4 separate regions of the Homo sapiens genome follow, and all the other regions are linked to region 3. Evidence: chromatin contacts called from ENCODE Hi-C or POLR2A ChIA-PET data. All regions are on one chromosome and are shown on one strand. Each heading gives the region's core, a stretch centred on a gene start or an enhancer-like site at or near the end of the contact. The rest is flanking DNA. Distances are from core to core; before and after follow the strand shown. Region 1 overlaps LRRK1-AS1 (LRRK1 antisense RNA 1). Region 2 holds the start of SELENOS (selenoprotein S). Region 3 overlaps CHSY1 (chondroitin sulfate synthase 1). Region 4 holds the start of SNRPA1-DT (SNRPA1 divergent transcript).

What was found. A loop is a pair of places that touch in the nucleus more often than their neighbours do. ChIA-PET counts read pairs that join two places held with the same protein, here RNA polymerase II (POLR2A). Pooled maps may share reads with other maps.
Region 1: a map of SK-MEL-5 shows a loop between it and region 3 (5-fold over the local background). The contact joins two enhancer-like sites. A Hi-C loop is called at or near these places in 3 of 168 maps with a recorded cell type or tissue (MCF 10A, SK-MEL-5 and naive thymus-derived CD4-positive, alpha-beta T cell), 5 of 37 single-sample maps with no recorded cell type and 11 of 50 pooled maps. POLR2A ChIA-PET finds 5 or more read pairs at or near these places in 4 of 52 experiments (AG04450, MCF 10A, activated naive CD4-positive, alpha-beta T cell and 1 more).
Region 2: a loop to region 3 is called in a pooled map, with 3 times the contacts of the local background. The contact joins the promoter of SELENOS here to the enhancer-like site in region 3. A Hi-C loop is called at or near these places in 1 of 37 single-sample maps with no recorded cell type and 9 of 50 pooled maps. POLR2A ChIA-PET finds 5 or more read pairs at or near these places in 3 of 52 experiments (A549, Caco-2 and activated CD4-positive, alpha-beta T cell).
Region 4: a pooled map shows a loop between it and region 3 (2.9-fold over the local background). The contact joins the promoter of SNRPA1-DT here to the enhancer-like site in region 3. A Hi-C loop is called at or near these places in 2 of 37 single-sample maps with no recorded cell type and 7 of 50 pooled maps. POLR2A ChIA-PET finds 5 or more read pairs at or near these places in 4 of 52 experiments (MCF 10A, OCI-LY7, activated CD4-positive, alpha-beta T cell and 1 more).

The regions. Positions count from the first base shown.
Region 1 is chr15:101,084,080-101,090,974 of GRCh38, reverse strand. All of the region lies in intron 1 of LRRK1-AS1 (LRRK1 antisense RNA 1), which reads left to right. Among named protein-coding and RNA genes, the nearest start is that of LRRK1-AS1, 64 kb to the left of the region's middle. RefSeq lists a silencer at 1,863-2,102. Within about 2 kb of position 2,019, at least 4 of the 41 ENCODE cell types and tissues checked have a DNase peak (open chromatin) inside an H3K27ac peak, as active enhancers do.
Region 2 is chr15:101,275,260-101,282,530 of GRCh38, reverse strand. SELENOS (selenoprotein S) reads left to right here and starts at 5,046. Exons shown (of 6, transcript NM_018445.6): 1 at 5,046-5,189; 2 at 5,856-5,990; 3 at 7,170-7,271. The coding sequence starts at 5,114. SNRPA1 (small nuclear ribonucleoprotein polypeptide A') reads left to right here. Exons shown (of 9, transcript NM_003090.4): 9 at 749-1,021. The coding sequence ends at 807. RefSeq lists a silencer at 4,841-5,170.
Region 3 is chr15:101,203,019-101,210,278 of GRCh38, reverse strand. The region is part of intron 2 of CHSY1 (chondroitin sulfate synthase 1); the gene reads left to right. Among named protein-coding and RNA genes, the nearest start is that of CHSY1, 45 kb to the left of the region's middle. RefSeq lists a silencer at 4,385-4,550. Within about 2 kb of position 2,323, at least 9 of the 41 ENCODE cell types and tissues checked have a DNase peak (open chromatin) inside an H3K27ac peak, as active enhancers do.
Region 4 is chr15:101,290,800-101,297,680 of GRCh38, reverse strand. SNRPA1-DT (SNRPA1 divergent transcript) reads right to left here and starts at 2,333. Exons shown (of 2, transcript NR_186319.1): 1 at 1,952-2,333. SNRPA1 (small nuclear ribonucleoprotein polypeptide A') reads left to right here and starts at 2,433. Exons shown (of 9, transcript NM_003090.4): 1 at 2,433-2,584; 2 at 4,509-4,656; 3 at 5,641-5,719. The coding sequence starts at 2,503. RefSeq lists enhancers at 2,085-2,174, 2,235-2,284, 2,848-3,479, 4,397-4,476 and a silencer at 2,515-2,704.

The DNA of each region.
Region 1 (6,895 bases), core at 770-3,269, 120 kb after region 3:
GCAGAATGTTGGTTGGCACAGTTTTCTGAATCTCTCCCTGGGCCATCTGTTCCAGTTACTGCTGTTTTCTAACAAAGCACCCCAAAACTTAGCGGCTTACCACAGCCATCTTCCCATACTCCTGGTTCTGCAGGTCTGGAAGTTGCACAGAGCACAGGAGGGCTGACTTGCTTCCATCCTGTAAAGTCTGAGGCCTCCACTGCAAAGACTCCACAGCTGAGAGGGACCCAACAGCTGGAACCATCTGAAGATGTCATCTCTCATGTTTCCCCCACATGATGCTGGCTGTTGGTGCGACCTCAGCCCAGGCTGTTGGCCACAACAGCCTCTGCATGTGGCTTGGGCTTCCTCAGAGCATGGCGGCCTCATCACAGTCAGACTTCTTGACTACAGGCTCAGGGCTCCAGAGGTGAGTGTCTGCTTCATTGCCTTTCCTACTGAGCTTTGGCAGTTATGCTGCATCATTTCCACCATATTCTATTTGTAACAAGCAAGTCACAAGCTCCCCCCAAATACAAGGGGAAGGGACACAGACTCCACTTGTTGATGGGAGGGGTGACAGGATGGGAGGTACTGTTGTGGCCGTCTTTGGAGAACATAATCGGACACGCCACTCTCCTGGCCTTCCTTCCCACTCTGCCCCAGCCACGATCCAGCTGCACAGACAGCCTTAATCAGGCCCTTCCAGTACCTTCTTCTCTTCCTAACAGCTGCTGGACAGGTCCTCCACAGGCCCAATAGTGAGCTGGGCCACCAAGGCATGGGGGAGGCCCCTCCATTTCTGCCTTTTTCACCATGGCTGGGGAAAGGGGCAAGCTCAGGGTTAACTGGAGTCCACAGGGTCATTCAGTTTGATGGAGTGCCCCAGGCTGTCCTGGGGCCTGGCCTGCCTCCCTCGCTGTCTGTGCCTGTTCATGTGGCTTTTGGTTTTGTGTTTCTTGGCTTGTGAGTTGTGGTTCCGGAATGAGGGGAGCCAGGCAGAGCCTCACCCTGGAACCAAGCAGTGGGGGGTCCTGAGAGCCCCCCCGGGAGCCCAGAGCTTCCTCTGTGGATGGTCTCCCCTCTGTGGCTCCAGTTTAGGGGACTTGGGACAGAACCTTTTGCCATCCCCTGCCCTATTTGTATTAGGGGCAGGCTGTTCTTGGTGGAATACAGTTTCTGTGTGGCTGACACAAGTGTGAACTGCTGACTTGCCTTTTGTGGCTGAGTTCTGAGGAGTTTTGCTGAGAACAGCGCAAGGGTTAGTAGGTCCCAGCTGTGAGAGCTGAGGGACTGCTGTAGTTGTAGAAGCTGCTTTTGTCAAGAGACTCTCTCAGGAAAAATGTTCTCTGGATTTCCAGACCCTTTTCTACTCTTTCCCCTATTCCCAATGTACCCCTGGCCCGCAGACCCCCCAAATTCCCTAGTGTGGACACAGAGCCCTACTCTGCCACCAGGCCTGCACCTGGCCGCGGGTCCAGATGCCAGAGACATTAAAGCATGTGTGCGTGCACACACACACAAACACACACCTACACACACATGCACACACATGAACACACACAAACACACGAACACAACACACATACACATACACACACATATGCACACACAAACACGAACACACACACACATACATATGCGTGCACATAGAGAACAGAGTATTCATGAGCCTGTAGTACATGCAAAAAAGCCAAGTTACGTTTTTAAAACTTTTCTATTGCACCAGAAATACAAGATGCCGCCTAGAACGTTGGGAGAAGAAGGTCCGCCCCGCAGCCGGCCCCCAGGCGGGCCCGCTTGTTTGGGCCTCTGCCTGCCCGCCGGGGGTGTCTGTATTTACATTCGTCCACACCCGCCACAAGGGTTCCTTTTTCCCCACGTGGCATCGTACTTGGGAATACTTGGTAAAGCAAACTCATCAAGCCCACAAACTCTTCTCAGAGGGCGCAGGAGCCCCGGGGCAGCCATTTCTCGGCGGGCTGGTGCCCCGTCGCGGCGGGAGGACGGCGTCCGGCTGCTCGGAGCGGGGCGCACCCTGGCGGCGGGCGAGGGAACTGCTCCTGCCCGCGGGTTGCATGGGGGCAGGTGCCCTCAGGAATAGGCTGGAGAGGTTGGCACGGCTCTCTGCTCTCCCGGGCTTCAGTGAGGGAGAGGAGCTGTTACATTTTGGCAAACAGCAGACCTTTCTTTCCCAAGCCCCCGGCTTCTAGCCACCATGGTTGACCGAGTTCTTTCTCTGCTGTAGGAGAAACAGGGCCCAGCCCCCGGCTTTGCCCAAGGGTCCCCCTGGCCCTCCTTCCCCGTCACTGCCTGGGAGTTAGTGATGACTGGGGAGGATTGGTTTTTGGGAGAGGGGCTGCAATGAGGAGTGTCACATTTTCTGAAGCGACAAGGAAGCCTCTGCACCCAGACCCTCACGTTCGTTCCCCCATCCAGTGTCCACCTGCCTGTCTCCCTCTAGCAAGTAAGTCCTCCCAGCCCAGCCCCTGACTTTGATGCAATCCCTCCCTGAGAACTGAGAGGGGCAAGTGCCCTGCCTTGAGCGATGGGAGTTCCTCTGTAGGGCCTTGTCACTTGGGGGATGGCAGGCCCCTCGCTGCTGGTTCCTGTTCCTGTCCCTGTGCTGGGGACAGCTGTGTGCAGCTGAAGAGAATTTTCAGGCCAAGCCTGAGGTTCAGGGTCTACTCCCTGACTGGAACAGAAGTAGACAGCACAAAAGACGTTACACTGGCCCTGAGCATGCCAAGGTCAGGAGGGTGGGGTTGGTGGGGGACCATGGATAGTCCCCAAGAACATTGACAGGAAAGACCTGGAGGCCCTTATGCACCTGAACTGTACTTCAGGAGCCAGGGTGGGGGCTGCAGCATCTTCCCTGATGCGTGCTCTCCGCAGTGGGGATCTGTCTATGCATACACCCTTACAACTTGCTGTTCCAGGCTGTCATCCCTGATTATTTTCCATCTCTGTCATTGAGGAAACAAGAATCTAAGAGGCATAGGATCTTGCCCTGGGTCTGGCAGCTGGCAATTGGCAGAGGGAGGATTCGAACCTGGGCCTGTATTTCCAAATCCCACCCTCAACACCACATTGAGGAACAGCCCCTTGAGGCTGAGCTCTGGCAATTCCTTTAGTCCTCAGTGTGGCCTCGAGGGAGAGGTTTGGAGCGAAGCCCTGGGCCTTTAGCTTTTGGGGTTTCCAGGACCCAGCAGAGGCCCAATTCCTGGCTGCCCCTGCTTGTACTCAGGGGTCTTGGGGTCTTTGGTCTTGAGGCCCCCATGGCCTCCATTGTGATGGAACCTAGTAGTTTGTGGCACACAGCCATTGGTTCTTCATCAACCAAGGAGGCAGGGCATGGAGGAGCCGCAGGTCCCAGGAGAGAGGAGGTGGCTGTGGGTCACCCAGCCAGGAGGTGCTGGAGGGAGTGCGAGCCCCATTTTCTGACCCTGACCCCAGCTGCCCCGCTTCATATTGCACTACCCAGTGTGTCTCTGTTCTCTTAGGTCCGACCTCTGAACGTAAGAGTGAATGAAAGGGAAACCAATAACGGGAAACTCAAAGGACAGGGGCCTCTGGGGTGGGCAGACCAGTAGCTGGAAGGGGTCCAGCCCTGATTCCTGAGATCGCCTCAGCCTTGTGCAGGCCCCACTGATGGGCAGGCTGGGCTCCAGCCATTGTCTGCTCCACGGCTCCATTGCGGAGCAGAAACCTTGCACCGAGGGCAAAAACACCTAGTGTGCCTTAGATCCAGTTTAAACCTTTTTGATAAAGAAAGTCCAGATAAAGAGTTCATTCACTTCCCCTTCTCCAGCTGCACTTGATCTGAGGCTTTGGTGACCCGATGCCGCTATTTCAGAGGGAGAAATGTTTTCTAGTTCCTTCCACCTCATTGTCAGCTGAAGCTCCCCCCAGCCCCCACCCTCTTCCTCCCCTCCTTCTCCTCTGTCTCCAGACCAGGGGAGAAGTTGTGCTGCTTGAGGGCAGGGTTGACGGGGATGCCTTGGCTGGACTTGGAGATGGAGGATTGAGTCTCGGTGGGAGAGATGTCGCCTGGCACGCAGCACATCCCAGAGGCCACTTTGGAGGAAGGGAAGAGGTCAGCTCCTGGTGCTCATGTGGTGGAAGCCACAACCACCTCGCAGAGCCTTCTCGGGTCTGCGTAGTGACGGGTGTGTGCTTGGAGGGCCAGGCAGGCTCTCCAGAGTGTGCAGAAAAGTGCCTCCTGGAGATTCTGCACACGCCCAGCCCGCCACACTCACATGAGTGAGACCGGGACTGGGCAGCTCCTAGATGACACCAACGACGGGACAAGCCAGAGCCTGGGAGGAAATGAATGCAGGATCCAAAACGGCGGCTGCCGTCCGAGTCGGCAGAACGAGGTTTCTGAGCGGGCTCCGGGCTGAGCGGCGGCAGATCCTCGCTCCCCGGGCCTCAGCGCTGTCGCGCATGCGGTTGAACGGCGGAGCCGCGGCCGCGCAGGCGCCGGAGGCCGTGGGAGGTGACATAGCTGCAGGGGGAGCTGGGGAAGAGCCGCGCAGGCGCCGGAGGAGGCCGGGGTAGGTGACGTAGCTGCAGGGGGAGCTGGGGAAGAGCCGCGCAGGCGCCGGAGGAGGCCGTGGGAGGTGACGTAGCTGCAGGGGGAGCTGGGGAAGAGCCGCGCAGGCGCCGGAGGAGGCCGTGGGAGGTGACGTAGCTGCAGGGGGAGCTGGGGAAGAGCCGCGCAGGCGCCGGAGGAGGCCGTGGGAGGTGACGTAGCTGCAGGGGGAGCTGGGGAAGAGCCGCGCAGGCGCCGGAGGAGGCCGTGGGAGGTGACGTAGCTGCAGGGGGAGCTGGGGAAGAGCCGCGCAGGCGCCGGAGAGTCTTGCGGAGCATCCCCCTGTGCTGAGTCCCGGATTCATTCCTTGGTTTTACAGACGAGGAAGCTGAGGATCTGAGAGCTGTACAGTAGTGGCTGAGGTGGGGTTTGCAGTGAAGGATGTGACACACCCCAGATGGAGCTGAATGGGCGTGGGACCTCAGGTCTTGGCCACAGTGGCCTGCTGTGCATTGATCCTGCTACAGAGTGTCCATTATCAGCCAGGCGCGGTGGCTCACGCCTGTAATCCCTGCACTTTGGGAGGCCGAGGTAGGGCGGATACCTGAGGTCGGGAGTTCAAGACCAGCATGACCAACGCAGAGAAACCCCGTCTCTACTAAAAATACAAAATTAGCCGGGCGTGGTGGCGCATGCTTGTAGTCCCAGCTACTCGGGAGGCTGAGGCAGGAGAATCGCTTGAACCCGGGAGGCAGAGGTTGAGGTGAGCTAAGATCGCGCCATTGCACTCCAGCCTGGCAACAAGAGTGAAACTCTGTCTCAAAAAAAAAAAAAAAGTGTGCATTATCAGGGACATGGCAAGAGGACGGTGGTGGAATGCTGGTGGAGCTGGCCCAGCCGTTTCTGGGGACGGGGTCCTCAGCACAGCCTGAGACTGCTCTGGTCCCACTGGCCAGGCTGGGGCTCTGGGGAGAGGCCTGTGGGAGGCTGGTGAATCCCAGGTCTGATGGCGCCTTTGGGCAACGTGTCTGGACTCAGAAGTCAGGAGCTGAGGATCCTGTGGGGTCGCGTGTCAAGGGGGATTTCGATGACAGCTGTAAGTCCAGGCAGTAGATCCAGCAGAATGCATGTGGCCACCAGAATTTACCCAGCGCCTCCAAAAAGTACCCAGTTGGGAAGGAGACAGACGCCTGTGTGGAGGGAGGGACGGGTGAGAATCTGGGGCCCTGTCCCTTAGTCCTTTGTAAATGGCAGAGGGAGAGGGGGCTTCCGGATGGCAGTGATCCAAAACTCACCTTTCCATAGAAACAGTGAGGACACTGGAGGCCCAGCTTCCGGGCCAGCCCCCAGTGCTGAGAGAAGCCACTGCCCCTTGCCACCCCCGGAGAGGATGCCAGCCGTGCTCATTAGAGGGTGGGTGCTCCCAGCATCCAGCCTCCCTCTCATTCAGAAACTCGGCTCCAGGAGGGGGTTTTGGAGGCTGGGTATATGAGGTGTGCCAGTACCTTGGGGTTCTTCTGAGACCAGGAACCCGTGCTTTAGGCCTTCAAGGGCCAGGACTCACCTGGGCAGTGATTGGATGGGAGCAGCCCCCTCGTCCCCCTCGTCTAAGGCAGTTCGAAGAGACAGCACCGCAGAAGGCCCTCTGTGTGTCCCACCCTCCTGGGGAAAGTGAGATTCCTGTCCAGGCTTGGAGGAGCAAGGCAGTTGCCTACTACTTGAATAAATGGGTTGTTTCTGGATTCTGGGAATTGGGTAGCTGACAATGGTGCCTCTTTGGTGTTGCTGCCAGGATGCTGGGAGTCTCAAAGGGGACCAGTCACAACAAGGACGTGCACTCTTTGGTTCCATAGTAATTTTATAGTAATTAAGAATGAATATTTTAGTTGGGCACAGTAGCTTGCACCTATAATCCCAGCACTTTGGGAAGATGAGGTGGAAAGATCCCTTGAGCTCCTTGAGCTCAGAAGTTTGAGACTAGCCTGGGCAACGTAGTGAAACCCTATCTTTACAAAAAATAAAAGAAATTTAGCCAGGCGTGGTGGTGTGTACCTGTAGTCCCAGCTACTCAGGAGGCTGAGGTGGGAGAATCACCTCAGCCCAGAAGTCAAGGCTGCAGTGAGCCGAGATCACACCACTGCACTCCAGCCTGGGTGATGGAGTGAGACCCTGTCTCAAAAAAAAAATTTGTAACTTTGATTTTTTTTTAATTGCAAAAGAAATTCTACATACGAACAATCCAAAAGAAAAGGAATAAAAGTGGCCATTCCAGCAGCGAGGAATAACCACCACTAATATTTTGGTCTGTGTCCTTCCAGCCTTGTCATTTATACATTTATACAATACTCTACAATTTTTTAAAAACATGATCTTCAGGCCTCC
Region 2 (7,271 bases), core at 3,797-6,296, 70 kb before region 3:
TTTGTCAAGTTTTAGCATAGTATCTAAAAAGAGCATCCACCATTATCTGCACAGGCTGTTAAAATCTTCCTCCCTTTTCTAACTGTGTGCCTGTGTGGCCAGATTTTCTTCATGCCCGTCAATCAAAATGCCGTATTGCACAGGATGGAATGATGAAACCAATACAATAATTCAGCTGACTGATGTTAAGTCAGACATTAAGTCAACAATAACAATTGTTTCCCAAACAATTGAAGGAGTTACAACTTTTTTTTCCCCCTGGAATACATTGAGCAAAATACCTGCCATAAATTGTTGAACAAATGTAACATTTTTTGGTAGTTGTTGGCATATTTCCCTAATTTAGAGACAATAAAGTCATTGAACTGTTGCCAGTATATGGCATGTAGTAGGTGCCCAGATGTTTTTGAGTATTTCCGGTTTCTTTGCCTACGGTAGTGCCATGAAAAGCACATGAGTATAGGCTTTACCTTCACCAAAAATGAATTATTATCAACTACAATGGGAGGCAACAATTTTGAAATCTTTGTGACCCTTTTCCTTTGAAATTGAGCATCCCTTCCAGTACCTGCCAAAGACAGACTAGACCGTCCCTGGACGATAAGCTCCTCAAAGGCAGGTGCTGCTTTTGATCTTTTTGTACCTACTTCAGTGTGTAACAAACAGTGGCCACAGAACAAACACTTGCATGCTAAGGGAATGGATTCTCTAAAATTGATACTACTTTTGCTTTGGTGGTTTTCTTTAGGGCCCACTGATGATGGTGAAGAAGAGATGGAAGAAGACACAGTCACAAACGGGTCCTGAGCAGTGAGGCAGATGTATAATAATAGGCCCTCTTGGAACAAGTCTTGCTTTTCGAACATGGTATAATAGCCTTGTTTGTGTTAGCAAAGTGGAATCTATCAGCATTGTTGAAATGCTTAAGACTGCTGCTGATAATTTTGTAATATAAGTTTTGAAATCTAAATGTCAATTTTCTACAAATTATAAAAATAAACTCCACTCACTATGCTACCAAGTTGTGTGTCATCATGGTGCATTTGCAGTGAGGTCTAAGGACACGTTGAAATTGGAAATGCAGGAGGGCAGCGTTTTCTCGGTAGGCTTCCTGGGCTGGATTAGCGTCTGGCTCCTGCAGTGTCATGACACATGCCAGGAAGGCCGCCTTTTCCACTCCCACATAGCCCTTCTGTTAGTGCAGACTTACCTGTCGCTCCGGCTTCTGATAGGACAACTGAAATGATTCCATTTTTGAAATTGATTGGTGTGTCCCACCAAACCTGGCTATGTTTTTTGTTTTTTTCTCCCCCGCCCCCAGGCTGGTCTCCAACTCTGGCTTCAAGTGATCCTCCCGCCTTGGCCTCCCAAGGGAGTACAGGCCTGAGCCACCATACCCAGCCTTTAGTTTTATATATGTACATAGTTAACATAAAGGTCATATGGAGAGTCTACAAGAACATTTGTTGAAAGGGGCGTAAGTTACTCATATTTGAAGAACACTACTGTTTCATTGCCATCTCTCTGATCCCCCTTAGCCACGACAGTCTTAATCCCATCTTGTTGCATATACTTTTGTGAAAAGCTTGGCACTTTATCAGTTAGCTCTTGCTGCAATAATGCTGTATAACAATCCACCCGAAAACTCAGGGTTTTGTTTGTTGTTTTTTTTTTGAGACGGAGTCTTGCTCTGTCCCCCAGGCTGGAGTGCAGTGGCGCGATCTCGGCTCACTGCAAGCTCCGCCTCCTGGGTTCACAGCATTCTCCTGCCTCAGCCTCCCAAGTAGCTGGGACTACAGGCGTCCGCCATCACGCCCGGCTAATTTTTTGTATTTTTAGTAGAGATGGGGTTTCACTGTGTTAGCCAGGATGGTGTCAATCTCCTGACCTCATGATCCTCCCGCCTCGGCCGCCCAAAGTGCTGGGATTACAGGCGTGAGCCACCACGCCTGGCCAAACTCAGGGGTTTTAATCAACAACACTATTATGTAGTTGGCTCTGCTTATCACTGTAGGTCTGGATTAACTGGGGTGGCTTGGTTTCTTTACAGGTCTCAGATAAGCCAGCTCACCCGGCAAAGGCACAAGAAATAAACACTAGGAGCTTCTTAAGGCCTACCTACACTCAAAACTGACACACTTATTTCTGCCCACTTGATATTAACCAAAGCAAGCCACCTCGCCAAGTACAAAGTCAAAGGATGATGGGGAAATATACTCCTTTGACCTTGCCATAGCAAGGATATGGCTGTGAGAAGGAGTGACAAATTAGGGCCACTCTTTCAGCCTCGGCCAATCATTTAGCCTACAACAGTCAGTGATAGGTGGCAGCCCTGGTTACTGTCCACCTTTGTCCTCTTTTTGCAAATAATACCTGAGCAATTACATTGAGCAAAGTGTTTGTTGAAATACCTTTCCAGTTCTAGACAAGCCAAGCCAGGTGAGGTTATAACACCTGATTAAAGGGACAAAGGTAACAAATTCCTGGCTAGGATGAGTAACTTCTATCAATAGGACCATAAGATCAATGTGCTAGGAACTGAAAAGCCATCATCCATGCATTCAAATAATATCTATTAGATTTTAGTGGAATATATGCATTATATGTATATATGTATACAATAGTTCACAATAGTTTACAAGGATACTTTGGTTTTCTATATGCTTAGAATGTGCATTATTTTCATGAGTTAATACTGGTTTCCATTTTATATCGCAAAGTCCTGAGTGAAAAGGATTGTTGCCTTTTTTTAATGATAGAACCTAAAATGTTACAATTTATTCCATCTTTGTGATTACAGACATTACAGGATAAGGTAGCTAAACAAGGCAAATAAAGCAAACGTTCCCTTCATTTAATCAGATGCAACATTTTGGCATTTTTATACTGTGCACGTTGACTTTAATTCATTGACATGGATTGAAAGCCGGCAACAACAAATCTTTGCAATTTAGGATCTTCTTCCATAACTAAGTTTTGTGGGTTTTTTTTCTTTTCTTTTCTTTCTTTTTTAGACAGTCTTGCTCTGTCATCCAGGCTGTGGAGTGCAGTGGTACAATCTTAGCTCACTGCAACCTCTGCCTCCCAGGTTCAAGCGATTCTCCTGCCTCAGCCTCCCTAGTAGCTGGGATTACAGGCGCCCGCCATCACACCTGGCTAATTTTTGTATTTTTAGTAGAGACAGGGTTTCACCATGTTAGCCAGGCTGGTCTTGAACTCCTGACCTCAGGTGATCCATGCACCTCGGCCTCCCAAAGTGCTGGGATTACAGGCGTGAGCCACCGTGCCTGGCCAAATTTTTTTGTAGAGATGGGATCTTGCTGTGTTGCCCAGGCTGGTCTTGAACTCCTGGCCTCAAGTGATCCTCCTGCCTCAGCCTCCTAAAGTGCAATAGGATTACAGGCAAGAGCCACCACTCCTGGCCCACTGCAACATTCTTGAAGCTCTCAAGTCTTCATCTGACACCTTGTCAAGATGGGGAACTCTTGTGTTAAACCATCCTGTTAAGTTACTGTATAAAAATAAAACTGCTCCCAAGCATTGATTGAAACTGTTTTGGTATGAGTTTCCTGAGAGAAAAGTGAGGCCCTAACCATTTTTTTCCATGAACTATGACCCCAGTACGGTATACCTAATGTCCTTCACAGCCTAACAAAATAGTTGAGGCAACCCTGCTCATCCTGTCTAGTTTATCAGTATTTAGATGTAAGGCGGATTTAAAGCTAATCTGGGACTGAGAATTGCAACTAATTCCATAGAAGTCATTCAATTTAGCACATAAATGTTCCTGCAAGATGCCAGAGCAAGTGAGAAATCATCTGTAGCAAAGCAAAGAGTGGTGATGGTTCATCACCTTTTACAACGGAAAGGCAAACATGAAGAAGGAAATTCTCCCTCCTAAAATTCCTCATTAAATCGATAAGCTATCTTCACAGCCTTTATGGATAACATCCAGAGTCCTCGGTTCATCTGAGGAGTCCATTTTCAAGGTGGCCAACAGGGAAGAAGAGCTTTCAGGCTTCTCTTTGCTATGGCTCATGAATGCCAGGTCCCCTTTATTGCTTTCTGAACACACTGCTGGGAAAGCTTGATGAGGTCAGTGCTCAAATCCCTGCAGCTGTCCCCCTTGAGGAACTTCTTGGCAAACCTGCATTGAAGAAACACTGATTGCGTTCACGCTTCATGTCATGGTTTGCCTTCCCCACACTGCTCCTGGCGACAGTGGTGACGCAGCACTCGGATGTTGTCACCTATTCATTATTTTTTCAGTTCTATTCCCAATTCCCAACCCTTCTTTTGAAACACAGCTAGGTATGTGCACTTCAAATGCTCCAGAAAAACCCAAGGTCACATTTCAAATAGGATGGTTATGGTCACCATAAAGGTGGTGACGTTTGAGTGGTGGAAGAGGGTGCGGGACGGCGTTGCAGGCAGAGGAACACAGCCAGGACACTATTATAAGTAACTCTGTGATCGTGTCTTGTGGTGATACAGTATAATTCAACACAGGTTAGAGCAGTTACTATGATCGTTCTTTCCTAAAAGGCTTTGATTTTGGAGAAAGAACCTTGAGGATCGGTGGGGACTTTCTTGGCCTGAAAGGTATCACCAGCAGCAGGAGCAGGAGGCTGCTCACATTTCGTGTCTTCACTTGGGGTGGACGTTGGCTGCAACCCTCAAATGCTGGGAGTCGTCAACCAACTGAGCCCTGTTGTCCAATGTGCCCCGGGCAAGGATGTGGGTGCAAATCCTGCTTCCGGGCGACCACTGACTTCCTTGGCTTCAGTGTCCAATTAGAAAAAAAAAAGAAAGTAGAAATTCGGTAAGAAATCCGTGAACGAGGTCCGTCCTCCACCCCCGACTCAAGCCAAGAGATAGCACAGAACGTTCCCACACGCGCTGTCCCGGCCCCGGCGAGCGTAGCCGGGATTTCTCCCCCGCCACGCCCCTCGGCCACGCCCCCCTGCGTTTGGCCCAGCGACGGGGCGGGGTCGGCCTGCGATTGGCCGGGACCACGACCGCGTCCGGGCGCGCCACGTGTGCGTAGGAGCGCACCGGAAGCGCCCGGCTGGAGGCGCGGCGGCAGGGCTGGGCGGCGGCGGCGGCGGCGGTCATGGAACGCCAAGAGGAGTCTCTGTCCGCGCGGCCGGCCCTGGAGACCGAGGGGCTGCGCTTCCTGCACACCACGGGTGAGTCGTTGCGGGGCAGCCGGGCGCGCGCCGCCACTTTTGCGACGCGCAGCCATGATGGGTGGGTCGTCCGCCGCTGCACCGGGCGCCGGAGCCTGGGAGGCCTGGGAACGGTCGGGCGTTGGCGCTTACGCGGACCTTGGGCAGCAGGCCCGGACCTTGCGCGGAGGCTTCTCGGGAGCCGCACTTCCCTGGGCGGCTCGGCTGTCCCTTGTTTGCGCAAGTCTTTTTTGCGAACCAAGCCCTTCCTGTGGTAGTTACTGGGGTCACTCGGCCGTTGGCGTTTGCCTCTGGGACCCGTCCCACACAGCCCCATACACACTCCTGACTCCCCGCGCTGTCACCCCTTTCTATGTGGCTCTGAAAGGCCTTTGCCTTCCTGATTCAGATTAGTTGCTCTTCATTCTTCAAAACCCAGTTGCTGTGCCCTCCACACTCTAACTGCCCCCGACTCCCCAGATGGTTGGGAAGTCTCACTTCTCAGTGATCCCTGAATTGTCGCACTTCTTGAGTTCGTGTTTTAACGATCTACTTAGGAGGCTTTTTCCTCAGCCTAGACCATGAAGGCTTTGAGGGCAGGAGTTACACTTTGTGTTTGTTGAGTCTTATGGAAAGGTCAACTAGTAGTGTCATTTTTAGTTTTTTGAAAACTGTTTTTCTTTTCAGTGGGCTCCCTGCTGGCCACCTATGGCTGGTACATCGTCTTCAGCTGCATCCTTCTCTACGTGGTCTTTCAGAAGCTTTCCGCCCGGCTAAGAGCCTTGAGGCAGAGGCAGCTGGACCGAGCTGCGGCTGCTGTGGGTTAGTGCCTGATAACCGAAATGAAAGCGGTGGTTTTGCACCTCCTTTATATTAAGAGTTAGTCTCTTAGTAAAAGTAAGAGGGGCCACACAGGAAGACCCTGTCTCTATTTAAAAAAAAAAAAAATAGCCGGGAGTGGCGGCACGCACCTGTAGTCCCAGCTGCTCAGGAGGCTGAGGCGGGATAATCACTTGAGTCCAGGGAGTCAAAGCTGCAGTGGGCTATGCTCGGGCCACACTACACTCCAGCCTGGGCAATTGATTGAGACCTTGTCTTTAAAAAAAAAAAAAAAAAAAAAGTAGGAAGTATATGGTTCTCGGTGGGGCGCGGTGGCTCACACCTGTAATCCCAGCACTTTGGGAAGCCGAGGCAGGAGGATGACTTGAGGTCAGGGGTTCGAGAACAGCCTGGCCAACATGGTGAAACCCTGTCTCTACTAAAAATACAAATATTAGTGGGGCGTGGTGACGGGCACCTGTAATCCCAGCTATTAGGGTGGCTGAGGCAGGAGAAATCGCTTGAACCTGGGAGCTGGAGATTGCAGTGAGCTGAGATTGTGCCACTGCACTCCAGCCTGGGCAACAGAGTGAGACTGTCTTTTCTTTCTTTTTTTTTTTTTTTTCTATGAGATGGAGTCTAGCCTTGTTGCAAAGAGCGAGACTCTATGAGTAGACGTTATGAATAGAAATGAGTTCATTTCTATTCATAATGCTATTTGGAAGGATTTTTCTTTTCTGTAGAAACAAATACTTAAGAATCTTCTGCGCTAATTAAGGGATGGATAATGATTTAGAAAACTTTATATTTCCTTGGTAGTCTTCCAGGATTCTAGTCAGCCTAGAGACTGTGGGTGTCACTGAGGTATCCAAGATGTGCTCTGTGTGGCCACTATCCCAGGCTTTATGAATCGGAATTGCTCAGGGGAACTCAGAAATTGGCATTTCTAACAGATTTCTGGTGATGTAGATATTTCGGGCTAAAATCCGTGGCTCAGCAACAGACCCCTGCCCCCTGAAGCAGTAAAATGTATGCAGAGGGGTTAGGAGTACTTATGTAAAAATATGTTGTTTCATTGTCTGATATCCATACCTCTTTATACTTTTAATAATATGGACACTCAAAAGTTTCTATTTTATATTGTACACAGTGCTTTATCTCCATTTTTTTCTGACATTTTAGAACCTGATGTTGTTGTTAAACGACAAGAAGCTTTAGCAGCTGCTCGACTGAAAATGCAAGAAGAACTAAATGCGCAAGTTGAAAAGCATAAGGAAAAACTGA
Region 3 (7,260 bases), core at 1,074-3,573:
CACTTTTGCTTTGCACATTATGCAGAATTGTGGCTATAATAGGCCTTACTAACTCCCTGTGGCCAAGTATTTTTAAAATCTGACAATAAAAGGTACTGGCTAATCTGTTTAGTGAGTGATTATAATCAAATCATATTCCAAGGTTACAGATCTTGTTTTTGAACTTTGTTTTTTTCTTTTCCATGCTTTTTCCTAGAAACATTCAGAAAGTTTTACCAAGGTTAATCAGTAGGCAGGAAGAGAAATAACGGACTAAGAGTTGAAGACAAGTGCTTTAAGAAACTTACTCAGTATTTTAACGACACTAACTTGTAGTAACCTCAAAGAGTCTTCATTACAAAATTTAAGGCACTTGTATACTTTTTGTATACTTTCTGTGTTGAACTTGCCATTTCAGTTGTCATTCAGTACAGATCAGTCACATGCCAGTAGATTTCTTTTTAGCTTATAGTGTTGTCCTCACATCTTCCACACTAAGAAACTGAAGAATGCCACTATGTATCTTCTAAGAAAATACCTGTCTGTTGGAACAGTTTCTGATTCACTATTTATAACCTGCCCTGAGAATTAAACATAGAAAATATAGAAAGATTCATTTTTACTGCCCTTTCTCCTCCTCTGCTGACTTCATGCAAACATTTCTTATTGTTGCATAGCAACTGATCCTGCTATTTGTTATTTTTGTTTAGCAGGTTTTTTTTTCCCATGGAATATTGAATTCATATCACAATTTCCAGTCTCTGAAGCTCAGTGATAAAGGTTTTTACTTAACCCTTTTTCCTTAAAACAAAAAGCTTCACGGCATACAGGTATATATCGCTTTATTCTTCTTACGTAAGTCTATGTATAAGTTGAAGTTTTATTAAAACGGATGGCATTTTACGAACACTGGCATTATGTCCTTAGTCACTTTCAGTCTGAAACAGGTCTCCATCCTTTTCTTGATTTTTATGACCTTGACACTTCTGGAGCTTACAGACCAGTGGAATGTTTATCAGTTTGCATTTATTTTCTCATGATTAGGTTCAAGTGTGCAGATACTACAGAAGCGTTGCTGTGTTCTCTTTGTATCCTAACAGTTTGTGATTTTGGTTTGCTCTGTTATTGGTAGTATTAACTTTGGTCATTTAACTAAGGTAGAGTGATTAGGAAAACCTGGCCAGGTTTCTCCACTGTAAAGTTACTCTCTGTCTTTTTATATTTAGTGAGTGTCATTGTGGAGAGACTGTAAATATCCTGTTCCTCATCAAACTCCCACCCCCAATAGTTTTAGCATTAATTGATGTTTCTTGGCAGAATAAATGAATAGTGTGATGGTTGCTAAATGGTGATTTTCTAATCCAGTTATTCTTTCTACTTTTATTAGTTGAAAGTAAGGAAAAGCTTGTTCCTTTTCCCATTTACTTATGTGTGTGCTTGTATGAGTATACACTCTTGTATTCCTATTTTATTTAATGAGTTATAATCTCTTACCATTATTATACATTTCCATGTTTACATCACCTTAGACGTGTCCAGTGGCTGCTGTTTGTTGCAGGCTTCTGTATCTCTTTTTTTTTTTTTTTTGAGATGGAGCCTTGCTCTGTCACCCAGGCTGGAGTGCAGTGGCACGATCTCGGTTCACTGCAACCTCCGCCTCCTGGGTTCAAGCAATTCTCATGCCTCTACCTCCCGAGTAGTTGGTATTACAGGCGTCCGCCACCATACCTGGCTAATTTTTGTATTTTTAGTAGAGACGGGGTTTCACCATGTTGGTCAGGCTGGTCTCGAACTCCTGACCTCAAATGATCCACCCGCCTTGGGTTCCCAAAGTGCTGGGATTCCAGGCATGAGGCACCATGACTGGCCTTCTGTATCTTTTTGATATGCCCCTATAACTGTTTGAGCAATTTCTTTCTGGCATACTAAGATGTTTCAGGCTGTTATTTTTTCCCTGCCCTAGCCTTGCAGTCTGCCATCTCTCGAAGAGTCTCTGGTTCTTTTTAGTGGAAAACATTTAGAAGCCAAGATCTAGACTGTGGGTGTGCTCGTTGCTGTGGGTGTTGGCTGGCCCACTCCTGAGCAGTGGGCTGACCAGGGGAAAATGTGCATGTGTGTGTGTGTCCTTGGGTTCCCCCTGATACTCCAAATCCCATTTCAACCCCAAAGGGTTCTTCCTCTTCTCTCCCTTTCTGTATTTGTAATTGCTTTATTTGACAGTTGAGAAATCTAGCTGCTCATTGGCCTCAGCCACATTTACTTACTGCATCAGTTTCCGCTGTAAGTGAGCAATCCTCTGTTGCAATGCCTCCTTCCCGGTGCCTTCCCTATGTGACTCAACTCAAGGGTTGGCGGCCTACCTGACGCCCCAAGGCTGGGCCACTGCACCAGCCCACCCTCACCCCATCTGGGGACCCTATCTTGCTTGACCCCACTAGTGGCTTTTTACTTCAGGACAACGGGTGGGGCAGGGGCAAGAAGCCTAACTCCATCTTGAAATAAGCTTTTCAATTTTAGTTACTAGATTCCAGGTACTACCTGTGTCACATGGCAACGCAGCCCTCATTCTCAGAGGATTTTAAAAACCTGTTGGTAAATTTAGCAAGACTGAATATTTGCTTGGATAGTATATTCTGGAAGATCTATTTTCTTTGAGTGTTTATTTGTGCCAAATATTCAACTTTTTTTTTCTAGTAGATTGGGTCTTGTCTTAATTATTTCTGTATTCCATTTAGAGGTTAACATATGAGGCACTTGAGTGTTTGATGAATTAACAGATACAGAGCATATGAGAGAGGCACCTGGAAATTTAAGAAAAATATCCTGTTAACATTGAAATGAAATATTATATAACATACTAGAAGGTATTGTTGTTCACAGATAGCCAGCATCATGAGTTGGTTCTAAAAATCAGAATGAACAATTTTTAAAATACTGTTGTTAGTTGGCGAAGTGAAGACTTGGTGACGCTGATTCTTCCCATTCTGAAGGGTTATGTGGACGTAACTCTTTCCTTTGCTTTCAGCCAAAGACTTTTTATTTCCAAAAATGAGGTATAGAAGAAAAGACTTTTATTCCCATTTTGGATAGTGAGTGGCTTATTTTTCTTTTGACTGCAAATGCTGTGTTAATATAAAAAACATTTGTCAAGAGTAGACCCTTTCTGAGAAATATATTAGACAATATTTGTTTCAGTTATCTTAGTAGGATTTTTCCCCTTTTAGGTTTTGTTTGTTTCCTTTTGGCTTTGTTTTGTTTGGTCTTGTTTCTTTTAAATTAAACTAATTTTGGAATGTGCTGACACGCGAGAGTGGTACTGGATAGCCAGTGGAAATGCGTGGCATACGTTCCTAGAACATTAATTTTACCTGAGGTCTGGGAGAGAGACTTTTTTTATGAGATAAACATGGGTGTCCTAGAGTATCATTGCAAATTAGTGTGAATTTTTATGATTAAAAATGAGAAAAGAAATTTGGTATTTTTTGGAGGACTATTTTAGGCTGTGCCCCAAAACCCTGGGAATATTTGTTCACTCTCTCTGCCATTATGGCTGCTTCTGTGTAGGGAAAATAAAATGACAAACCTACATGTTTTCTCACAGATGATAAATGTATTTCTTCTTCTCTGTAGCCTATTAATTAATATCTAACACTGCTGTCTCTTCTAGCTTCCACAGTTTACTTTCTTTTGGTGCATAATTTAATGAGTGTTCGTTTATTTTCTGAAGTGTTATTTGTATAAAGTGAGCCCACATAAAAGCTTCTTTCCAAAGTGTTTTCATGGGAAACGGATCTTGGTGGTGATCTGTCACTTAGCACGTCACCGCCTTCAGAGCCCCAGCTGATGACTAACCCCACAGTGGGAGCTGCTACCCCTGCCTGTGGGTAGTGTGCCATGTCCTCCCTCACTGCGACCTCCACCCCTGCCTCTGACTCAGTGGTTCTCTTCAGTGGATCATATGAGTCTTTAGAAACAAATACCTGGTCGTTGGTTCTCCTGCCGACTCGAGACCTGGTGGGTTTTCCCTTGTCTGTCTAGTTTCACTCCGTGGCGCACGAGGCACACCATGCCTGTGCAGCCCTAGTCTTATCTCCTGAATCAAACCTCTCGCCTCAGAGGCTCACCCGGGGAGAGAAAGGAGAGCAGACAGAGATTGGAGTTTGAAATTAAACTTCTCATTTAGTATTGCAAACGTTATGAAGCATATATCAAAAATCAAATGTCCTGGAATCCTGCTGCCTTAGTGATGGAGCGTATTACTGTCTATAGGAACTTGAAATAGAAAACACTACCATACCAGGATCATGGGGTAGAGCAAATTAATAAACAATCTTCTTTTTTTTTTTTTGAGACGGAGTCTCTCTCTTTCGCCCAGGCTGGAGTGTAGTGGCGCTATCTCGGCTCACTGCAAGCTCCGCCTCCTGGGTTCACGCCATTCTCCTGCCTCAGCCCCCCTGAGTAGCTGGGACTACGGGCGCCCACCACCACGCCCAGCTAATTTTTTGTATTTTTAGTAGAGACGGGGTTTCACCGTTTTATCCAGGATGGTCTCGATCTCCTGATCTCGTGATCCACCCACCTCAGCCTCCCAAAGTACTGGGATTACAGGTGTGAGCCACCACGCCCGGCCAACAATCTTCAAAATTAAAATTCTTCACTTAGAGCAGAATAAGCATGTATGGGTTTGTGTGTTTAAATGTCAGGCTGCTAATACTAATAGTCGTTAGTAGAAAAATCAAGCTCAGTTTTGTGATCACAGTACTCTTCAGGTTTGGGTATGTGTCTTTTCACAAGTAGCTATAAACATCTGGTAGACCTGTGTGTTTTCTCTAGTTATCAGGAAACATTGTGGAGTCTATGTCAATTGATTACTAGCTTGTTTATATAAATGGGGAAATATAAAGACCAGGCTTTTTCTTAAACAACTGAAGAGTATGCTGGTTCTAGTTTCTTTCCTCTGAATCATGTGTGTGTGGTGGCAATTTAGTGACTGGGAGGCACTGGAAATTATTGGTTATAATAAATTGATGTCATGCCCACAGCACAGCAGGCAAAAAGGATGAATTAGAGACAGAAATAGTAATAGGGTTTTGTCCAGGAAACCTCAAGCATATGAGGTATTGCCATGTTGATTACTTTAAAAAAAGAAAAAAAAAGATAAAATATTAGAACTTTAAGCTTAATAAAAATAGATTACAGAGGAAAAACTTCTTGCTTTATGCTTCTGAAAATCTCTCTGAGTAGTTAAAGAGCTGTTTAGAAATCTGTTAGCCATACTTTCATGATTTGCTGGTGGATAGAGTATGTAGTATTGCGAAAAATTAGTTACTATGATCTTCGCCAAGTGACAGTATTCTTAACTCTGCCAGATGGTCTTTTTTGTGTGTGTGGCGGGGGGATGGAGTCTCGTTCTAGTGCCCAGGCTGGAATGCTGTGGTGTGACCTTGGCTCACTGCAACTTTCGGCTCCTGGGTTCAAGCAATTCTTGTGCCTCAGCCTCCTGAACAGCTGGGATTATAGGTGTGTGCCACCATCCCCAGCTAATTTTTTGTAGTTTTAGTAGAAATGGGGTTTCATTATGTCAGTCAGGCTGGTCTTGAACCCCTGTCCTCAAGTGATCTGCCTACCTTGGCCTCCCAAAGTGCTGGGATTACAGGTGTGAGCCACCATGCCCAGCTGGATGGTCATTTTTAACCACTGTTTTTTGGGGGGCAATTTTTATTTTGAAAAAATTTAACTTAATAGAAAACTCCTATAAGTCTTTCACCCAAATTCCCTGATTATTAATATTTACCACATCAGCTTTATCATTTTCTCTATAAGTGTACATTATTATTATTATTATTATTATTATTATTATTATTTGAGATGGAGTTTCGCTCTTACTGCCCAGTCTAGAGTGCAATGGCACGATCTCGACTCACTGCACCCTCCATCTCCCGGGTTCAAGTGATTCTCCTGCCTCACCCTCCCGAGTAGCTGGGATTACAGGTGCACGCCACCACGCCCAGCTAATTTTTGTATTTTTAGTAGAGATGGGGTTTCGCCATATTGGCCAGGCTAGTCTCGAACTCCTGACCTCAGCTGATCCACCCACCTCGGCCTCCTAAAATGCTGGGATTTACAGGTGTGAGCCACTGTGCCCGGCCTACATTAGTTTTTTCTGAACCATTTGGAAGTTGCAGATATAATGCTCTTTTTGCCCTTAAATCAGTATGTATTTCCTAAGAACAAGGTCATTCATTGACATAAACACAACGCAGTAATCAAAATCAGGGAAATTAACGTTGATACAGCACAGTTATGTAATCTACAGAGTTTAGTCATATTCTGTCAGTTGTCCCAGTAATGTCCTTCATAGCAAAATAAAGAACTTGAGGTGTTCCAGAGTGTAGTCTAGGGTCACATGCAGCATTTATATGGTATGTCTCTTTAAGTGCCCTTTAACCTTGACCTTGTCTTTGCTGTTCATGACCTTGACGTTGTTGAAAAGTACAGATGAGTTATTTTGTAGTTATTTGTCCTTCAGTCTGGGTTTATCTGATGTTTCCCCAGGCTACGTGATGTGTCCTCAGTGCCTCACATCAGGAGCACATGATTTCGGTGTATGATCCATACAGGCAGTGTTAACTTTGATCTCTTGCCACGATTCTCCTCTGTAAAAATCACTACTTTTGCCTTTGTTATTTAATAAATACCTTATAGGGAAATATTTTGAGGCCATGAGATATCCTATTCCTCCTGTAAGCATCATCCACTAATTTTTACTTGAGTTAATGATGAGTTAATCATCCACATGATTTTTACTTGAATTAATGATGTTTGTCAAATGATGATATTGTTGAGCAGCCGTATATGGGGGCTTTTGGTAATTCTTAGAAGAATTCTGTTTCTCCATTCTTAGAAGTAGTTTGAATGACTGTAGTTGTGGGAAGCCTTTGTATTGAAATTAGTGTGTCTCTTTTCCTCTATCCTCCTGCACACTTGGATGTGTGGCCTTGACCTGTGGAGTGGGCTGCCTAAAGGGAGAAGGTCCATGCCTGTCAGGACTGTGGACAGGGTCTACTGGCTGTGCTGTGGGCGCCCACGCTGCCTTTATACTCCCTCACCCCCCCTATTTCAGGGGTTTGTGGTTTCTGCAACCCAGTGCATTTCTACTTTAAAGCTTGGCTTTAGGTGCAATCAGTTGTTAATAAAATTGATTTGTGGTTGTTTTCTTGTTTGTTTACTTGAAAATAGCCGTTACTGAATCCCATTGTCACATTTTTATTTTTATATGCT
Region 4 (6,881 bases), core at 1,084-3,583, 87 kb before region 3:
TAAACGTTAGCAAGGAGTTTAAGTTGGCAACCACTTTGGAAAACTATGTCCTACTTAAGCTGAACATAAGTAAGCCCTATGACCCAGTAATTCCATCCCTGGGAGTATATCAGTATATGTGTTCACATAAAGATATATATTATTGAGTTTGTAGGTACACTATTTATAATATAAAAGAGTGAAAATTACCCAAATGTTCATCAACAGCAGAATGGATAAGTAAATTGTAAAACATCCACAATGAAATACCATATTACAGTGAGAATAGATTAACTACATCTACACACAAACATAATGTTTAGCAAAAAATATGCAAGGTACTTCATTTGCATAAATACAAAACTAGATAAAGCAAATCTATACAAGATGGCAGGATAATGGTTACCCTTGGGGCAAGGGTGGTGACTAGATGAAGACAGGAGGAGGGCTTCTGGAATGTGGCAATGTCCTGTTCTTACGAGGATGCTAGTTGGTTGGGTGTGTTCAGTTTGCATTCTTCTATATGTATATCATACTTCAATAAAAGTTCAAGGAGAATCATCTCCGGGTGGATTGCAGAACTAAATGTGAAAAGCAAAACAATCGTCTAGTAGACCACATAGGAAAATATGATGGGGGTAAGGGAAGATTTCCTAAGGCACATGCACATGCACACACACCCAATCCACTAACCTAAAGAAAATAATTGAACTACATAAAACTTGGAAACTTCTCAGCCAGGCGAGGCGGCTCACGCCTGTAATCCCAGCACTGTGGGAGTCTGAGGCAGGTGGATCACTTGAGCTCAGGAGTTGGAGACCAGCCTGGGCCACATATCAAAACCTTGTCTCTACAAAAAATACAAAAGTTAGCCAGGCCTGTTGACCTGTGCCTATAGTCCCGGCTATTTGGGAGGCTGAGGTGGGAGGATCTCTTGAGCCTGAGAGGTCAAGGCTGCAGTGAGTCCTGATGGCACCACTGCACTCCGGCCTAGGTGACAGAGTGAGACCCTGTCTAAAAAAAAAAAAAAAAAAAAAAAAAAAAAATCTAATCATCAACACCATTAAGAGTGAAAAGGCAAGCCACAGAGTGTGTTCATATCCCTAATATATAAAGAAATTCCACAAATCAATAAGAAAAAAGGCAGACAACTCCATAAGGAAAAAAAAAAAATGAGCCAGGGACTCGAAAGAACACTTAACCAAGGAAGCTATCAGAATGGGCACCATACACATGAGAAGGTTCTCAGCTTCATTAGTTATTAGAGAAAAGCAAAGCAAAGCAGTAGTGCAATACCACCACACACCCATCAGAATAGCTGAAGTTATAGAGTTAAAATGCCAAGAAGGCTGAAGCTGGAAGCCATGAAAACCCTTACACACCGCTGGAGTGTGTATATTATTTCAGCCTCTTAGCATAACTGTTGGGCATTACTTATTGATGATAGATATACCCTATGTCCCAGCAGTCCCACTCCAGGACAAACTCATGCAAACGTGCATCAGAACCACGTACCAGAAAATTCATAGTAGCATTACTCAGAATAGCCCTAACTGAAAACAACTTTGATGTCTATCAACAGCAGAATAAGTAATTTATGGTATAATATATACAATGGAATTCTCTTCAGCAGCAAAAGCAAACAAACCATCTCTGTATGCAACCTGGATGGACTCCAGACATAATATAGACTCCATGAAACTAGGCCAAAAAAAAAAGCATACTGCATGATTCTATTTATAGCAAAAGCAAGCAAACCGAATTTGTAGTGTTGAGTTCGCGGTTGCCTTTTGGGAAAGAGGGAGGCTTTCAGAATAGCGGTGTTTTGGATCCCGGTGTCGGCTACGCAGCTGTGTTCACTCTGGTCATTAATCACTGTAAATTCCTGATATGCACACTTTTATGTATATCACATTTCATACATATGAATATTCAGAAGTCTAAAGGTCACAAGCTTAACCGCAAACCCTACCGTGCCCGAGGCCGGGCTGGACTTGCGGGGCGGTGGGGTTGTCCCGGCGACCTGCCCCAGGCGGGCCACCTAGCCCGGGATCTCACACTGTAGCCCGGAGCCAAGGCCCAGGCCCGGGGCGGGCACCTGAACTGCTGGACCCTTCACTGAACCCCACGGGTTCCCGCGACGGCTGGTGGAGGGAGGACAGTCACCGCTTCCCCTCCCACCTCGAGGTGCGCTAATGCATGAGAAAGTTCCCCTCGGGTGTTTCCACATTCGCCTTAACTTTTAAACACCAACGTCTGGAATCAGGGGTCCTCCAGACTCCGAAACACACCCTAGGAAACAACCCAGAACGAGACACATCCCCTGTGCGCGCGCCACGACTTCCGGCAAGAACGCCCCCGGAGGCGTGGCTCTTCGATTGCTTCGGCCTGGCGGTCGAGCTGCGCGCGCACTCGGCGGCTGCGATTGGTGCTGCCTGGCGGCGGGGCGCGGGGCACGCTGGGACGTCTCGCTGGCGGGAGGCCACGGGCTTTCCACAGCGCGGGGGAACGGGAGGCTGCAGGATGGTCAAGCTGACGGCGGAGCTGATCGAGCAGGCGGCGCAGTACACCAACGCGGTGCGCGACCGGGAGCTGGACCTCCGGGGTGAGTCCGGGGGCGTGGGCGGCCAGTCCCCAGGCGGCACCGAGCCGCCTTATTTTCCGCGCTTTGCCGCGTGCACCGAAGGCCGGAGCTTGGCCCGCGGGCCGGTTGTCTGGGCTCCGACCGGGCTGCGCAGGGAACGCCGGGCCTGATTCTTGCCGTTGTTGCCAGATGAGCATCCGGTTAAGCTCCTGGGAGCCTTCTGTTAGCGCCGTGCCTCTTGACAGGCACGGGTGACTTCATTACTTCCTGGTGCGTCCTCGTGGGGCCCTGTTAGGCCTTGCTTGGCTGTTTCGCCGCTGGCTGTTTGAGGGCCCGGAAGAGCGGCTCATTAATGGTTGTAACGCAAGTGCAGGGCGCGGGATTGGTTCTTAATACTTGCCGCCAGATGATATTTTGAGCGTAGATAGGATATGTGTTCATTATTCCTAATGTGAGGGAGGAAACTAAGTCCCCGAACAACCGCGATTGTTTCCTCCAGTATTTTCTACTTAGTAGCTTTAATTGTCTGGCGTTTCCCCTATATGAAGACGTTTTAAAAATTGAACTGTGTCACCCAGGCTTGCACCGCCGGGTGCTGTGTGTAAGTTGTGGAAGCGCTCGCAATTATTCAGATTCCTGTACTATTTCAACCTTAGCAAGACTTGGTAAGATACTGGGAGGGCAGCTAGCTAGTTGGCATTTCAGGAGACGGCTTTAAAAGGGACGTGATAGAGCAACTTCTCTGAGGATAAGACCATGCTGTCGTAGCCTGAGATTTGTTCCCATGGGGACCTATGGCCTCGGAGCAGCATCGCTGCGGGATCTGCTTAGATTTCTTGCCGACCTTTGGGAAATCCCACTGTTTTGTGTTGTGTTGTGTTGAGATGGAGTCTCGCTCTTTCCGCCCCAGCTGGAGCGCAGTGGCGTGATCTCGGCTCACTGCAACCGCCGCCTCCCCGGTTCAGGTGATTCCTGTGTCTCAAGCCTCCCGAGTAGCTGGGAATACAGGCATGCGCCACCACGCCCGGCTAATTTTTTGTATTTTTAGTAAAGACATGGTTTCTCCATGTTGGTCAGGCTGGTCTCGAACTCCCGACCTCAGGTGATCCGCCCGCCTTGGTCTCCCGAAGTGCTGGGATTACAGGCTTGAGCCACTGCGCCCGGCCCAACTCACCACTTTTGATGATCTCTGCCATTTCTCTTTATGGAGCATGTGCAGTGTTGAGAATACGTATTTTGATGCAGTACGTGTAGTACAGCTCTGAATTGTGTCCTTTAACTTTGGGTAAGTTCTTTTTTTAGTAGACCTTGCTTCTTCGGAATATTTCTTTTCTTATAGTGCCTAACACAATAATTATGCCCAAATTAGACAAATTAACATTTGAGTGTTCACAGATTTATTACTGTATTTAAACCATTGATCTTCAATTCTGAATTGGAGCTGGGGGAGGGGAGGGAGAACTGTCGTGATATGTTGAGGCTGTTCTGATGGGTTCTAAGAATCTGGCCTGTGGAGATGCAAGAGTGGAGAACTGTCGTCCACAATGTTTGAACGCCGTTTGGGCACTGAGACTAAGCAGCTCCAAGTGTAAACTCCTGTTGTGCCGATTCCGCTTAACTAGCCCAAACGACTTAGGACAGTGTGAGGCACCTTGTAAATGTTCTTATAAATGTTAGCTGCCTATATCAGCCATTGTTATTGTCCTTGTCCTTGTTGTCATCAGATTCTAAGCTTCATGGCACTGGGGACTTGAGACTCGTTCAGCGTTTTCTCTCTAGTATCTTAAACAGCGGCAAGTCATGCGTGACCCGACATAGGTGCTAGGTAATACTTCCTGAATAAATCAAAGCCTGGAGTCAGATACTATGAAATACAGCTAATGCTTTAAGGGGCAACTGTTTAGTTATATTAATACCTCTTGTGTTTTTTTCCTCCATTTTATAGGGTATAAAATTCCCGTCATTGAAAATCTAGGTGCTACGTTAGACCAGTTTGATGCTATTGATTTTTCTGACAATGAGATCAGGAAACTGGATGGTTTTCCTTTGTTGAGAAGACTGAAAACATTGTTAGTGAACAACAACAGAATATGGTACGTGTCTGTAGGGGAAAGTAATTTTTTCCCCTAGAGTAAATGTTGCAGTGTTTCCTGAAGAAGTTGTAGCACGTGCTACTGGTTAAACCTACATGTTTCTTTTTCTTTTTCTTTTTCTTTTTTATTTATATTTTGAAAAAATATTTTTTCCATAATGGAAGCCACATTCAATACATGTTTTTTCTTAAAATGAGAAATGAACTTCACTTTTCCTATAGAGATCCAGAGATTAACCTGGCATTAGTCTAGTCTTACTTGTATCTGTTCAGAAATCATGTATTTTTATTTTCATGGTTAAGTTTCTAAATAAAAACATGTTGCTTTGTATACATTTTGGCTTCTAAAACAATTATCAAAGGGGTCATAGTAAAAGGATATATAAAGGTAACAATTATACTTTTGACTGAGCGTCTCTGCTTTTTTTTTTTTTTAACTGCAACTAATTTCTAGACTGTTACTTATTGAAATTGAGATCTTTTTTGACCCTGCCTTCATCAGCTCTGTGTAAACTTTATTGGAAAAAAAGCACTTGGTGTATAGATAATGTCTTTAAAGGTACTGGGTGGTGAGTGGGATTTCCTTCAGATAGAAATATTTCTCATAGGTTAACCATTCCCCTATAGTATAGTTGTTGTGTCTTGTACCTGAGCTGGGAATCCAGAATTATTTGTATTTCTGTGCTGCCTGCACAAAAAATCATGAAGTGAGTTAAGTAGTTTGTGCCACCCAGGAGTTGCACCTTTTCTCAGGTTCCACTAGATGGTATGACAGTGGAATTAGCCCCAGGCAGTGTCTAAAATCCCACTTCTGTTGCTGACCCTGTGGCCTCAGAAAAGGGTTCTTTTTGCTTTGTTTCCTCTTTATCAGGGTGTTGGAAGAAGGATCTCTAAGTGTCTCTCTGTGATCCTCTGAGCAAGGAGGTAGATAAAATTGTTAGCTTATTTAATTTTCACTTTTACTAAGACTCTATTTTTATTTTAGCCGTATAGGTGAGGGACTTGATCAGGCTCTGCCCTGTCTGACAGAACTCATTCTCACCAATAATAGTCTCGTGGAACTGGTAAGTTGCACAGAAGGAAAATGTATTTGGTGGGTGGGGTTAAAGGTACTATGTGCTTCCTACAGAAAATTTACAAAATCTAGAAAATGATCTCAGTATCCTCTTTCTTGTCTTTTTCTTAATTCAGGATCTGGGCCTTTTGGGTTCTGCAGCCGTATGTTGCAAATATTTTCCTACTTTTACTTGACTTTTGACTTAGGATGTCTTGTTAGAGAAGTTCCTAATTTAGGTGCAGTCCAATGAATCAATCTTCTTCTTTATTGTAGCCCTTTTGATGTTTAAATTTCCCCTATTCCAGGGTTATAAACTCCTATGTTGTTTTCTACAATTGCAGTGTTCAATATAGTACCAGTAACTACAGGTGGCTACTTATAATTGAGATGTGCTAGAACTATAAAATACACACTGGATTTCAAAGACTTAAGTGCAAAAAAAAAAAAAAGTAAACTATCTCAGTAATTTTTTTATATCGATGTTGAAATGATAACGTTTTGGATAATAAGTTAAATGGCATATTATTAAAATTAGTTTCACCTATTTTAACATGGCTACTAGAAAATTTTAGATTACATATCTGATATGCATTAAATCTTGCTGAACAGTTCCAGTCTAGAAACCTTGTTTTACTCTTCACGTTAGATGAACAATCCACTTGGAACTGTTTTCATGCTTTTTAAATTTCTGTTCTGTGTATCCAATTTTTAACATAATTGAGATACTGTGTATTGTTTTGTAACCTAAATTCTTCACTTAAACACTGGATGCTTAAATTTATATTGTAGGCCAGGTGCCATAGCTCATGCCTGTAATCCAAGCACTTTGGGAAGCCAAGGTGGGAGGATCACTTGAGCCCAGGAGTTCTAGACCAGCCTGGGCAACATAGTGAGACCTTGTCTCTCTCTATAAGTAATTTTTTTAGAAAAGCCGGGTGCAGTGGCTCATGCCTGTAATCCCAGCACTTTGGGAGGCCGAGGCGGGTGGATCACGAGGTCAGGAGTTCAAGACCAGCCTGGGCAATATGGTGAAACCCCGTCTCTACTAAAAATACAAAAATTAGCCGGGCGTGGTGGTGGGTTCCTGTAATCCCAGCTTCTTGGGAGGCTGAGACAGGAGGATTGCTTGAACCCAGGAGGCAGAGGTTGCAATGAGCTGAGATCATGCC